Linked DNA regions of Homo sapiens: region 2 is linked to region 1. Evidence: read pairs that join two places in POLR2A ChIA-PET (ENCODE). Cell type or tissue: PC-9. All regions are shown on one strand. Links, peaks and the distances in the headings refer to the core of each region. The heading gives the core; the rest is flanking DNA.

Region 1 (5,000 bases), core at 1-5,000:
ATGTCATTATACTTTTCTACAACATAGTATTGTACTAATCAAATATACCATAATTTCCTTCAACGAGTTCCTATTACTAAGGATACAGATTGTTGCTAGTTTTTAATTAGAAACAATGCTGTAACAAGTATCCTTACAACTAAATCTTCATGTACATCCATGATTAACTATTTAAAATAAATCCTTGAGAGTGGAATTGTCAGATGAAAGAAATATTTTTTAGGTTTCTGATAAATAATGTCAAGTTTTCCTCTAGAATAAATGCCATGCATTTTAAGTCTCACTCTTTAAGGTAGATACTGTATATCACACCATTCCCCACTCACAGCAAATAAAGACATAAATTCCAGGTGTATTATAATAGGGCTACATGTAAAAACAAAACAGAAACCAAATTTGAAAAACAGAAAATATAGGAATAGTTTTATGATACAGAGAAAGACAAGGCCTTCTTAAATAAAATACCAAACCAAGAACCCATAAAGCTCAATTGATATGATACATAAAAGATGAAAACTGTAGTACAATAAACACTGTAATGAGAGTGTATTCAACCTAAGCCACAGACTGTGAAAATCTTTACATATTTGATAGAGAAAATCTAGACTAAATAAAGGCTCTTGTAGATTAAAAACAGGACTAAACCAAAAGAAAATGAGCAAAGGAGTGGATCTAACAATTCATAAAATACACATAAGTTTATAATAAACATAAGAAATGTTTACCATCACTACTGATCATGAAAATCCAAATTAAGATTTTTTTCATTCTTCAGATTGTTAATAATTAAAAGTTGATAATATCCAGTTTTACTGAAGATATGAGGAAAATGGCTCTTTTATATACTCTTGATGGTAGTATGAATTGATACAGAATTTTGGGGGGGGCAATTTCCATTATTTCAAAAATCTAAAACATGTATCTCCATTGATTTAGCAATTTCACTTCTACTGAAATACTTCCATAAATATACACAAAGATGTTTCTATATAGGTATTTACTACAGTGTTGCCTACGGAATGCTATACCAGAAAATATTATGCAGCTATTAAAAATTAATGGAGTAGGCCTACCTATATATACTGTAAGAATATATAGAAATATCTGTAAGACATTAAGGCAGGTTGCAGAACTACAGATTGATACAGATGGAATGATTTCACTTTAAAAAGCCAATATATAAGTAAGTATTTGCTTTATACATATATAATAAAAATGAACTGAATGAGTAACCTCCTAAGCGTTAACCATAGTTCTATGGAAGAGAAAGAACCTGTGTGGGAGGGAGGGTAGGGTTGTGCAGTATGTGAAATTAAAGAAAATTTTTGAATTGTTCCCTACATACTTTTACTGTTGAATTATTTACAGCAAGAATGTACTGGTATGCTACTTGAATAATGAAAATGAAAGTAATAACACCACACTCTTACAGTCCTCATGGTTCAAGTTAATAAATGTTCTTAAAATACTTATGAATGAATCAACTACTTTGAAAACATATAACTCAAATTCATCTAGGGCAAAACCTAACTTGGATAAAGAACTATACAGCAAGTAATATGTCAACTAAAGTATAAGTTTAGTATATAAAAATATGAGTAATTATTGACATGGAATTGTAGTAGAAATCAGGGGTTTTATGTACGAACTCCAAAAGTTTTGTAATAAAGAGTATTTTTAGAACTCTTTCATTTCAGCAAAATGAATAAAAGAATGTAGATTAAATTGTAACCAGGATCTGTTTAAATTTTAGTGCCTGAATAGTAGGTATTGAATTACTAGTCTTACCTGCAAAATCTTTCACATTCACATTTGCCCCTAAACTTATTAATTCTTTAACTTGTTTCACATCTCCTCGAATAGCAGCCATGTGTAAAGGAGTTTCACCACGTTCATTTCTTTTATTAACTTTATCTTTCTGTCGAGATGAAGAACTGGGAGTTTTCTTTTGGGCAGGCGTTGTTTGTGATGGATGATTTGGTGTGGAATCTGTAAGAAAGAAGAAAGTTAGCAGAAGTTCTAGGCTAAATATTCTGTATACTTATTTAAATGTTTTTATTGGTAATATGCTAATCTCCTGAAACACAAGGAATGCCTTCTCACCCTAACAACCTAAACCTTGACTTGGATGATCCGTTAATGACCCAAATACACAGAGATCTTCCCTTCAGGGTTATCAAATATCATTAGCCAATTAAAAAAAATGTTTTGTCAATTCATAAAATTGGTTTAAAATGATAAAGTATCAAATACGTACTCTAAAATGTTTCCTTAATGAATGATGTGATGAACTATGAAACATTTTTCCTAGGTATGTTATGCTATTATTCTAAGACCTAGAGGAAGTGAAATTGAAGGCTGGAGTCCACACTTCTGACTCAGACAAAGCATTGGAGTTCTTCTGTTCTTATATTATGTGCAAATCAAGGTCATAACGATTTTACTATGAAAATGAAAGAGAAGAGCTACAAAAAATAAGGGTAGTCTGGAAAAGGGCCTTTAAAAACTGCTTTGCCTTGATTCTCATATTTTGATATTTGTTCTAGTTTCTATATTTAAAAAAAAAAAGTTAAATTAGATGATGCCCAAAGTCTCCTCTCCAATTTCAAAACTACAAAAAAACAAAAACTGGTTTCTTAATTAAGGATTCAAGACATATATACAGTGTTAATTAATTCTGAAAATTTACAACTATATAAAAGGAACTGCTCTAAGAGAAAAGAAATATATGGAAAATAATTTTTACCAGTTTAAAACCTGACACGATTAGAGCTCTAAGGCAATACCATCCTTTCCTCAATAAAAAAAAAAAGTGTAAGGTTCATCTTTTGGATTTTTTTTTTTTTTGAGACAGAGTCTCACTCTGTTGCCCAGGCTGGAGCGTGGTAGTTTGATCTAGGCTCACTGCAACCTCTACCTCCCGGGTTCAAGAAATGAAATTCTTCCACCTCAGCCTCCCGAGTGGCTGGATTACGGGCGTGTGCCACCATGCCCGGCTGATTTTTGTATTTTTTAGTAGAGACAGGGTTTCACCATGTTGGCCAGGCTGGTCTCAAACTCCTGGCCTCAAGTGATCTGCCTGCCTCAGCCTCCCAAAGTGCTGGGATTACAGGCTCGAGCTACCATGCCCGGCCCTACCTTTTGGATTTTAAAGTACATTGTCTCGGTAATAGTTTCCTACAGAAGTTTTTCTAGAAATTTACACTCCCAAAGAAAAGGGCCTTATCTATCTTACTCATCACTGCTTAGAAGACTTCTCATATACCACAGCGGTATTCAAGAAATATTTGTTGAATGAATAAATTTTAATGTAATCCTTATAGTCAAATTATTTGTGAAGAGAATTTGCTTGCTGAATTTCTTAAAATCTAAAGACTTATCTAATGAATAAAACAACCACAAACTCCAAGTATATCTGTATGATGGCAAACTGCTTGATATTTCAAAAGTTTTCCATTCTAATTCTATACATATTAATAGAGAGTTGACTAAGAATCACCCTTAAAAAGACCAACTGCAGAACAGTATTATAGTGTACTCCTATTTATACTAAAAAAGAAAAAAAAATTAACCCATAACAAAAGATACGTATTTGTAAGTTTATGCCTAGAAAAGCTACATAAATAAAGATAAGAAACTGTTAACAGTGGTCACCTCTTGAGGGGAGGTGATTGGAGATGAAAGACTTTTACTTTTTGTCTGTTGGTCTTTTAATTTACTTTAAGGACAAAGGTTCACGCTATTTTAAAAAATCAGTTTTAATAAATGTCTTTCCATTTAAAATATTAAATCAGACTTAAAGTCAAAGTCAAAATTTTACAGAAACAGTCAAAGTTTTTACATGGCAAAATGACTTTAATTTGGTCACAGACTTTCCCATGTTGGAGGTGGAAAAGGTAGGAGTGAGTAACCACAACGTACTCTATTTTTAAAAGCAGGAAGCCCTAAAACATTTTTTTAGCAGTGACAGATATTAGATACGCTCATGCTTTGAAATTATAATATTTAGAAACTCTTAAGAATTTAACCATGTCATCCCGTTTTTTAAAAAGAGGCAATACAGGAAAAACTCACTGAAAAATTATCTTTTTCAATGCATTTCAACATGGACTGTTACGTAACCCAGAGTCTTACATAAAATTGCTTTGAATTCAGGGCCAAAAGAAATTTTCTCCAGACAAAAGTGATTTACTTTCTTGAATCAGTCAATGAGAACTATGTAACTCAAAAATTTTCTTTTGTACTTTTAGCTGCCAGGATGTGAATAGTAATAACTATCTCAGGCCAGTTGCCTGGATTTTATCTACCTTTTTAGCTCCCTTTTATAAATTACCATGTTGTTTGGTTTGTTCCCTTTTTGTTTTTGTCCTGCTGGTAAGTCATCATCAATTATTTTTGGAGAACACAGTATATAAATAAACATACATACATGTGGCACAACACCTTAGCTGGAAATGTGACATGAAATATAAAATGACTGTTAATATACTGCTGACATTTTTCCTTATAAAAAAATTTAGATCTTAATAAAACATGGATTACACATGGTGTAAAGAGCCCTACTCTTGTATAGCTTCTACTTTAGCAGAGGATACAGATGATAAACTGTCACACAAATAATCATAAAATTACCACTGACTTACAAGTAATTCTGATTAAATCCAAGAAAGAATAAAAATTAAAAGTAGTTAAAATAATTGTTAAGACGAGACTACAGTTGCCTGAGGAAAACTAGGGATACACATTAACTCAATGATGGTAGGTATCACCTGGACTGTTGTCTCTTGCTGTCATCTGCATAAGAAGTGCCATCTGTTTTCGCTCAGAGAGTGGATAACCAAAAAGAATGCTAACTGGTGTGGATTTCTTATTTCCAGCTTCCTTTTTTGTCTTCTTCTTTTCTGGACCTTCTTTCTCTGGAATTATTAACAAATATGTAAGAATTTGAAACAAATCCAAGTACTCAAAAGCAAGTTTAAGATGAATTTTTTGATAGATGC
Region 2 (8,806 bases), core at 1,897-6,896, 96 kb after region 1:
CATTACTATACTATTACTTATTGTTTAATCTCTCCATTTTAATTCCAACATGATATATACCACCCTATCCTTCCATCAAAAAGAATGTCTAAACACACATTTGATAAGTATGATTACCAAAGTAAAGTTAGCAGAATTTAAAAATTTACAAAGGACCATTTAAAGAATAAGAGAAGTACCTTTAGGACCAAAAAAACCCAAACAACAAAAAGTGTTATCCAGCTTCATTAGAGAGTAAGATCTTCTGATAGAATTACCAAAACATTACCAATTATTGGAAGCCTTTATGAAATTAAAACACAAAATTTTAAATGTGAACATATGTGTATTTTCCCAAAAGCAAGGTTATCAGATTGTCAAAGGGATCTGGGATCCAAAAGGGTTAAGACCCATTACTTTAGGAGGGTACAAAAGGACCATCTTAAAAAAAAAAAAAAAAAAAAAAAAACAGCACCATCTCTTTCCCACGTTTTCCATAATAGCCAACAGCAAGAAGCTTTATCTCTTCTTAAAAGAGCAGAAGCAGGCCCTCTTCAAAAACTGACAAGAAATGGCATGTCAACAGGAAATCAAATGAGTCACACTGAGATTAACACTTACGATCAATTAATGTTATGTATGTGTGGTGAATACAGAAATGAATCTCTTGATATGTTAACTCTCGGAGTTCTGCTTTTTAAAGGACATAAGCCAAAAGAGGAAAGAAAACAGACACTCTGGACAATGATCTCAAATATGTGGCCAATTTGATGCTTGATATATAGCAGGAAGCTACTTCTTACACCACTAACTCTAAATCATCACACAAGTCCACTATATTGCCTTTATACTAGATTAATCCCTGAAAACAGCACCTTGTCAGAAAAGGGAGATATAATATCTTATCCTTTCCAAATTGTGCAACTAATCTGGGGAGTTCACAGACTTCTATTTATAGTTAAAACTCCGGAAACTAAAAATATAAAGACCAGCTGCTAATCTAGTTACTACATTACTAAAATCCATGAGTTTCAAACTAGTGTCATTTTGGGATTCAACAAGTTACAATCTCCAAACTCTCAGTAAGCCAACATGACTGAGAACCCAAAGTGTGATGAGAATCAGGTTAGGGCTCACACAGTAATTTCACTGGAAATAAATTCTTATTCCCAGAGTTTTCCTGATACTAATTTAAACTCATGAGGTTCAACTGGAACCAACATCTTTTGAAATGTAGTAAATTCAATTAGCTGTATGTAAATTCTCACGATGACCATCATATATCAAAGACAATGGTATTTAAGATATTTTGGATTTTTACAATGGATTTACCCCAATTTCCAAGTCTTTTCTTTCCAAAGAAATCTAAGTAATTACTTACCACAAATAAAGCTCCTCCAGCTCCATTTTGCATAACTGTCTTATGCAAATTCCTTACATGTCTTCCCTAAAATTTAAAATTTTAAGAAAGTTTAGTAAATCATAGCCTTAAAAAATTTTTCATAAAGAAATACTTTAGGATTCATAATTTACAACAATGGAATCAACTTATAAAAGATCTTAAGAAATATGGTATTCTACCCTATCCATCTCTATTTCAGGAGAGTTATTTTACAAATGGAGATTCAAAGCCAAGATTCACCCACCTAACATCACACACACGAGTCAATAGGAGAACCAGGACAACCCAGATCTGCTGACTTGTGTACCTTCCTGCCACGCTCTGCTGGCATGCATTTGGAGAATTAATGTACTATTAACTTCTTGACTTTCACTTTTGTCTGAATCAACTTGGATGCCAGCTTTCACTTAGTGTGAACCTTCATAAACATGTTTTCATTCTGTACAAATGAGTCATATACTCTGTACAAATGAGTCAACTGTATCCTCCTTCCTTTTCAATCCTTTACTAAATTAGTTCTGAAACTCCAGCCGTAAAAAGTAGTTTCTGGCCGGGTGTGGTGGTTCATGCCTGTAATCCCAGCACTTTGGGAGGCTAAGGCAAGGAGATCACGAGGTCAAGAGATCGAGACCATCCTGGCCAACATGGTAAAACCCCATCTCTACTAAGAACACAAAAATTAGCTGGGCGTGGTGGCGCACGCTGGTAGTCCCAGCTACTCGGGAGGCTTAGGCAGGAGAATCGCCTGAACCTGGGAGGCAGAGGTTGCAGTGAGCCGAGATCGCGCCACCGCACTCCAGCCTGAGCAGCAGAGCAAGGCTCCGTCTCAAAAAAAAAAAAAAAAGTAGTTTCAGAAAGCTATTTATGATGCTATGCGGACTGACAATGTTCAGTTGCTTTGGAAGGAATCTGATTATTCTCTCAGCTGCATTTCATTTCTCTTTGCCCTCTTGCTCCTACCCTCCACTCCTACCCTGTCCCCCGCCCCCAAGTATTTCAACTACTGTTCTGGATTCCTCCAATTTCTGAGTTCTACTAACCACAGACGGCAGAACACTGGCTGGGTTAAACCAAGCATGGAACTAGCAAAGAGTTGGACAATTCAAAGGCAAACATAGAAGAAAGTAAACGGAGTAATATAACACAATAGTATATTTAACTTTACCCTAGGTCCAAATGATATTTCAGTTGAAGAAATATTAATAAATAAGTTTACATGGAACATCTGCTTTAATTAACAAGAAAAGACTAAGGTACAGGATGTGAGACACACGTACAAAAGATGGGAGTGATAAATATCAATTTCAGGATAATTGGAAGGCAGGGAGGGATACAGTCAGAGGTGCACAAGGGGGCTTTGATTGTGTTGGTTTTGTTTTGAAAAATTAACTGAAACTAAAATTTAGAAGACAGTCACTGTCATCTTAGCTCAGAAAATTTTTTTAATCGAGTAACAATTTTTGAGTAACATCAGTGAGTTACTTAACTAAATTCTGAGAGAAAAGACTGTATACTTATAATAAAAGGATTAATTTTAAGAGTAGGGAAAGTATTCAGTCTTCTCCTAATTTCTGAACACTAACATTTTCTGTTTATTGGCTTTTTATCCACTCCTTGCAGGCTGTCCTCAGGGCTCAGTTCACACTCCTATCTTCTTTTCTCTATAAAGCCTTTGCCTCTGAGAACTCATCCATTAACTTGACAGTGATGAGTCTTAAATCTTACACACATTTGATGACAAGAGGCTAATAGCCTGAAGAGATCATAAATGCACTTAAAAAATGAGTAAAGATCATGAACAAAAGTTTCACAGAATTCAAACTGCTTACTAGTAACTAAAAACATACAACTTAAAATAACATTACTAGTTATCAAACTACCAAGTATCTTTTTTCTTTTAAGATAGCATTCCATTCTGTTGAGCATATAGAGAAACAAGCACACTTAAAAATTCATATAGCCTTTTAGAAAGCAAATTACCATGATATATGGAAAGCCTAAATAAGTGTCTTTTTTTTTTTTTGGAGACGGAGTTTCGCTCTTGTTGCCCAGGCTGGAGTTCAATGGCATGATCTCGGCTCACCACAACCTCTGCCTCCCGGGTTCAAGCGATTCTCCTACCTCAGCCTCCCAAGTAGCTGAGATTACAGGCATGTGCCACTACGTCTGGATAATTTTTTGTATTTTTAGTAGAGACGGGGTTTCTCCATGTTGGTCAGGCTGGTCTTGAACTCTCGATGTCAAGTGATCTGCCCGCCTCAGCTCCCCAAAGTGGTGGAATTACAGGCGTAAGCCACTGCGCCTGGCCCCAAGTGTCCATTTTTTAATTTAGTAATTCTAACCTAGGTATTTTTCCTGCAGTACAAAATGAGGATAAAGCTTTACATGAAAACATGTTGTTCCTATTATGTTTATTGCAGCAAAAACACAACCTAAAAACCCAATCTGAGCAGGTTTTAACTAAATACTAATAATTCTGACACTAGAACGTTATGTAGCTAACAAAAATATGTCGTAAAAATAATCATGTAGAAACTGGAATCAGGGTTAAACAAAACAAAAAAAACAAAAATGCATAAATTATCATCCCAATTACATTAAATACAGACACTGATTAAAAGACTAGAAGGCCATAAATAATTAAAAGTGCTTATCTCTTATTACGATGTTAATGAAATAAGGGACTCTTATTTTACATTTTTTATATTTTTCTCTATTTTCCAAATTTCCTATTAGCATGGATTAACTGGCCAAAAAAATCCTACTTAAAATAAAACACTCAGCAGGTATAAGAAAAACTTATCTCTATTGTAAAACCTATTTCTCCTTCTAACCTCCTTGTATATCAAATTAAATACCACCAAATGTCTAAATTAAAATAGCTTCCATTTTGGATTAATATTTGATCCCTTTCTCATTAATCCAGGATCTGTCATGTACTTTTACTTAAAATAAAAATATAGAGATAATCTTGAAAATTATTCTTTAGGCTTATGTTGCTACATATTGGAAAATCTATTCTGAGGCATTCTCTTGCTGACTTGTAAAGCTCTGGATACGCACATGAGTTCACAGACATATTTCTAAAAGTGGTTTGAAGTCCAAATCGTTGAAGACAGACTACTGATTGAGAAGGGTCAGGATAAAGTAGCTAAACTCTAGGAAAAAAACAGACTTTCAGATTTTTTGTAGTTGTTGAGGCCTTGGGTTTAGATTACCATTCTGCCACTTACTAACATCTGACCTAGAACAACTCACTTAATTTTTTTTTAAGCCTCAATTTCTGTACCTATAAAACAGGGTTATCTTCTTATTGGACTATTTTGAGATTTAAGTAAAGTTTCTCTGAAAGTACTATATAACCTGTAAAGCATTATCACCTGCTTAACTGACACAAGGATAAAACATTTAATAACTAAAAAAAAAAAAAAAAAAAAGATCCAAACAACTGCATTTTAAAACTACACCTATTTTTAAAAAATTGTGCTGTTAGTTGACTTTATCAAAGAGTTACTGTCAAACACAACATACTGCCAATATTCTTGCATTTGCACATAATTATTTTTTCTTTATATCCATATGTATAATGCTTATACTTTTTCTAGTAAAATTATAATGTATTTGATGGTTAAAAAACCATCTACTTCTCCACTGAAATTAATTCATAAATTTCTCTTTTAGTTAAAGAAAGTGGGGAAGGAGGAAGAAATAGGCTGGTAGAAAGATTTCCATGGGTCTTAGGTTTGTGCATTTGGTGAGCAGCAGCACTGAACAGCTTTTGTTTAAGACCATCTTTTCTATTATTTTTGTATAAAATACCTTCTCCTGGGGCAAAAGTTGAGTGAGTTTTCTTACAGACAGGGTTTCCCAAGCTCAAGGTCCCTTAGCAGTGATGCACAGCACTCACCTAGGCTGTTCCATGTCACTCCCATTGTAGCAGGACAAGCCACAGACAAAACCCCTCAGACACTGAGAAGGAAGGGCTTTATTCAGCCGGGAGCTTCGGCAAGACTCTTGTCTCCAACAACCGAGCTCCCCAAGTGAGCAATTCCTGTCCCTTTTAGGGGCTCACAACTCTAAGGGGGTCTGTTTGGGAGGGTCGTGATCGATTGAGCAAGCAGGGGGTAGAATGGAACAGAACAGGACAGGGATTTTCACAGTGCTTTTCTATACAATGTCTGTAATCTATAAATAACCAATTAGGTCAGGGGTTGATCTTTACCAGGCCCAGGGTGTGGCACCGGGCTATCTGCTTGTGGATTTCATTTCTGCCTTTTAGTTTTTACTTCTTCTTTTTTTGGAGGCAGAAATTGGGCATAAGACAATATGAGGGGTGGTCTCCTCCCTTACCGTGAGATATGAATGTCAAAGGGAACTGACATGAAGTTCATGCTGCCTACTGACCCAGGATGCTGCCTCCTGCCAGCATCCATGAAACTGAGGCAGGTTAACTTGTTAGCTTACAAATGGGGTAAAATTTCAGATCTGTCAAAGTTCTTAAGAAAGTCAATAAAATCTAGAAATGTGCCAGTTTCCATTTTTTACTGCTTTTTCTATCAAAATATCTCAACAGAGACATCATAAAAGAAACCAGTAACAGCTGCTGTCTCTAAGGAGAGGAATCAAGATCTGGAGTGGGAAGAAAATTTAGTCTTTACTGCCAGGCAGAATATTAAACACTTTCCATGAAATACATCTCTTAATGCTCTCAAGAAGCATTAAATACCTATCAAGTACCTATGTACCTATGAAGTACATACTGTTATTATTCTGTTTTTACAAATGAGGAAACAGGCTCTGGAGCTGAGCTTTTAACTGTTTTGTTGTATTGTCTCTCCATATGTAGAGTATTTATGGAATATTAGATAACAGTGATACATCCCACTTTCAGAGGTGTTAGAATGTGGAAAGTTAGAAGGTGGGATGTATCATGGGTTAACATATATAATATATGCAACATATATTTTTTATCATAATACATATTCTTGTATCCCTACTCTGTACTGTTATGTATATATACTATAATATGTAGCCTTGCTTACTGTTTGAATTTTTTGCCATTATATGTATTACATTTAAACTTTTAAAAACCAATGAAGGGCCGGGTACAGTGGCTCATGCCTGTAATCCCAGCACTTTGGGAGGCCAAGGCAAGCGTATCACTTGAGGTCAGGAGTTCAAGACCAGCCTGGCCAACGTGGTGAAACTGCATCTCTACCAAAAAATACAAAAATTGGCCGGGTGTGGTGGCGCACACCTGTAGTCCCAGCTACTCAGGAGGCTGAGGTGGGAGAATCGCCTGAACCTGGGAGGTGAAGGTTGCAGTGAGCTGAGATCACACCACTGCACTCCAGTCTGGGTGACAAAGTGAGACCCTGTCTCAAAACAAAAACAAACAAAAAAACCCAATGAAGTCTTTAGTTCTTTCCCTGTCTTACTATCACCACTATTTCAGACATTATTTCATGTCTGTGCATTACTGTAAGTCTTCTGGCTGATCCCTTTTTCTCAATCCAAAACATCCTGTCTAATATCACCAAACTAATTTTAAAAGTACCATCCTTCTGGCCAGGCGCAGTGGCTCACGTCTGTAAACCCAGCACTTTGGGAGGCCAAGGTGGGCAGATCACAAAGTCAGGAGTTCGAGATCAGCCTGGCCAATATGGTGAAACCCCATCTCTACTAAAAATACAAAAATTCACCGCGTGTGGTGGCGCACACCTGTAGTCCCAGCTACTTGGGAGGCTGAGACAGGAGAATTGCTTGAACCCAGGAGGTGGAGGTTGCAGTGAGCTGAGATCGAGCCACTGCATTCCTGCCTGGGCGACAGAGCGAGATTCTCTATCAAAAAAAAAAAAAAAAAAACCCTTCTGATGCTGAGTGTGGTGTAAAAGATGACCAACACCAAACACGTTCTAGTATATGAAATGTCAATTTCATCATTTCTAATAAACACATTTTCCACATTCTAGCACCTCTGAAGGTGGGATGTATCACTGTTATCTAATATTCCATAAATATCCTATGTATGGAGAGACAATATAGCAAAATGGCTAAAAGCTCAGCTCTAGAGCCTGTTTCCTCATTTATAAAAACAGAAAAATAACGGCATGTACTTCATAGGGTTCTTGAGAGCATTAAAAGATGTACTTCAGGCCGGGCACAGTAGCTCATGCCTGTAATCCCATCACTTTAGGAGGCTGAGGCGGACGGATCACCTGAGGTCATGAGTTCGAGACCAGCCTAGCCAACATGATGAGACCCCATCCCTACTAAAAATACAAAAATTAGCTGGGCGTGGTGGCACGTGCCTGTAATCCCAGCTAACCAGGAGGCTGAGGCAGGAGAATCGCTTGAACTCAGGATGCAGAGGTTGCAGTGAGCCCAGCTCGTGCCACAGCACTCCAGCCTGGGCAACAGAGTGAGACTCTGTCTCGGGGGGAAAAAAAAAAGATGTACTTCATGTAAAGTGCTTAATATTCTGCTTGGCAGATGGTAAGTACTGTATTAGTGTTGGCTATCATTAGCTATTATTATTAGAAGTACTATGTGTCAGGCACTAAGCTTTTTACACATTATTTAATTCTTAAAGTTTCCTGCAAGGTGGGTATTATTCCCAGAAATTTAAATGAGTTATGAAAACTTCTCAAGGTTAGGTCACATCACTAATTATTGGCAGAAATTATGTTAGATCCTAGGGCCAGATGATTACAAAGGCCATGACCTTATTATTAGCCACCTGACTGTTTGATGACATCAAAGCTTTAAAAGAACATAGTAGGTCTAAGAAACCAAGGAGTTTAAGGAAGAAAATCAGGCCTCCATATATACAGGCAGGCAGATAAGAAATGAAAAGCCCTGCCTCCTTGGCTTACAATGCTCCTGTTAAGAGAGAAAGATGCAAGTTATTTAATCTTTTTTTAATCCTTGCCACCCTTCTCTTCTATTCCTGCAAAAAACCTGAACGTATACACACTAGCATAACATTTGAGCAACTTAATTTCAAAGTCCGAAGTCGACCTCTTCAAAGTTGTATAAGAAGGGCTGAGATAATGTTTATAAAATAAAAGAAGCTGGCCAGACACGGTGGCTCACACCCATAATCCCAGAACTTTGGAAAGCCAAGCCCCATAGATCGCTTGAAGCCAGGGGTTTGATATCAGCGTGGGCAACATGGTGAAACCCTGTCTCTACAAAAAATACAAAAGTTAGCCAGGCATGGTGGCACATGCCTGTAGTCCCAGCCACTTGAGAGGCTGAGGTGGGAGCATCGCTTGCGCCCAAGAGGTTGAGGTTGCAGCGAGCCATGATCATGCACTGCACCCAAGCCTGGGAGACAGAGTGAGACCCTGTCTCAAAAAAGTAGTAAGTAAACAAACAATAAAGAAAGAAACAAACTAAATAGTGAAGATAAACTGATAAATC

The links. Peaks named below come from ENCODE experiments on the same cell type or tissue, not always from the same donor. Only the 100,000 strongest peaks of a DNase experiment are listed, where the experiment ranks them.
Region 2: POLR2A ChIA-PET joins it to region 1 with 18 read pairs; 6 of 35 experiments call an interaction of 5 or more read pairs at or near these places.

What each region holds. Positions count from the first base shown.
Region 1 is chr18:9,208,573-9,213,572 of GRCh38, reverse strand. It overlaps ANKRD12 (ankyrin repeat domain 12), which reads right to left. Exons shown (of 13, transcript NM_015208.5): 5 at 4,770-4,916; 6 at 1,789-1,989. Among named protein-coding and RNA genes, the nearest start is that of ANKRD12, 74 kb to the right of the region's middle. In PC-9, for the core only: no CTCF peak of the experiment used is centred there; no DNase peak of the experiment used is centred there.
Region 2 is chr18:9,110,458-9,119,263 of GRCh38, reverse strand. NDUFV2 (NADH:ubiquinone oxidoreductase core subunit V2) reads right to left here. Exons shown (of 8, transcript NM_021074.5): 2 at 1,361-1,426. Among named protein-coding and RNA genes, the nearest start is that of NDUFV2, 12 kb to the right of the region's middle. RefSeq lists an enhancer at 5,367-5,616. In PC-9, for the core only: no CTCF peak of the experiment used is centred there; no DNase peak of the experiment used is centred there; H3K4me3 peaks cover 752 bases; H3K27ac peaks cover 3,290 bases.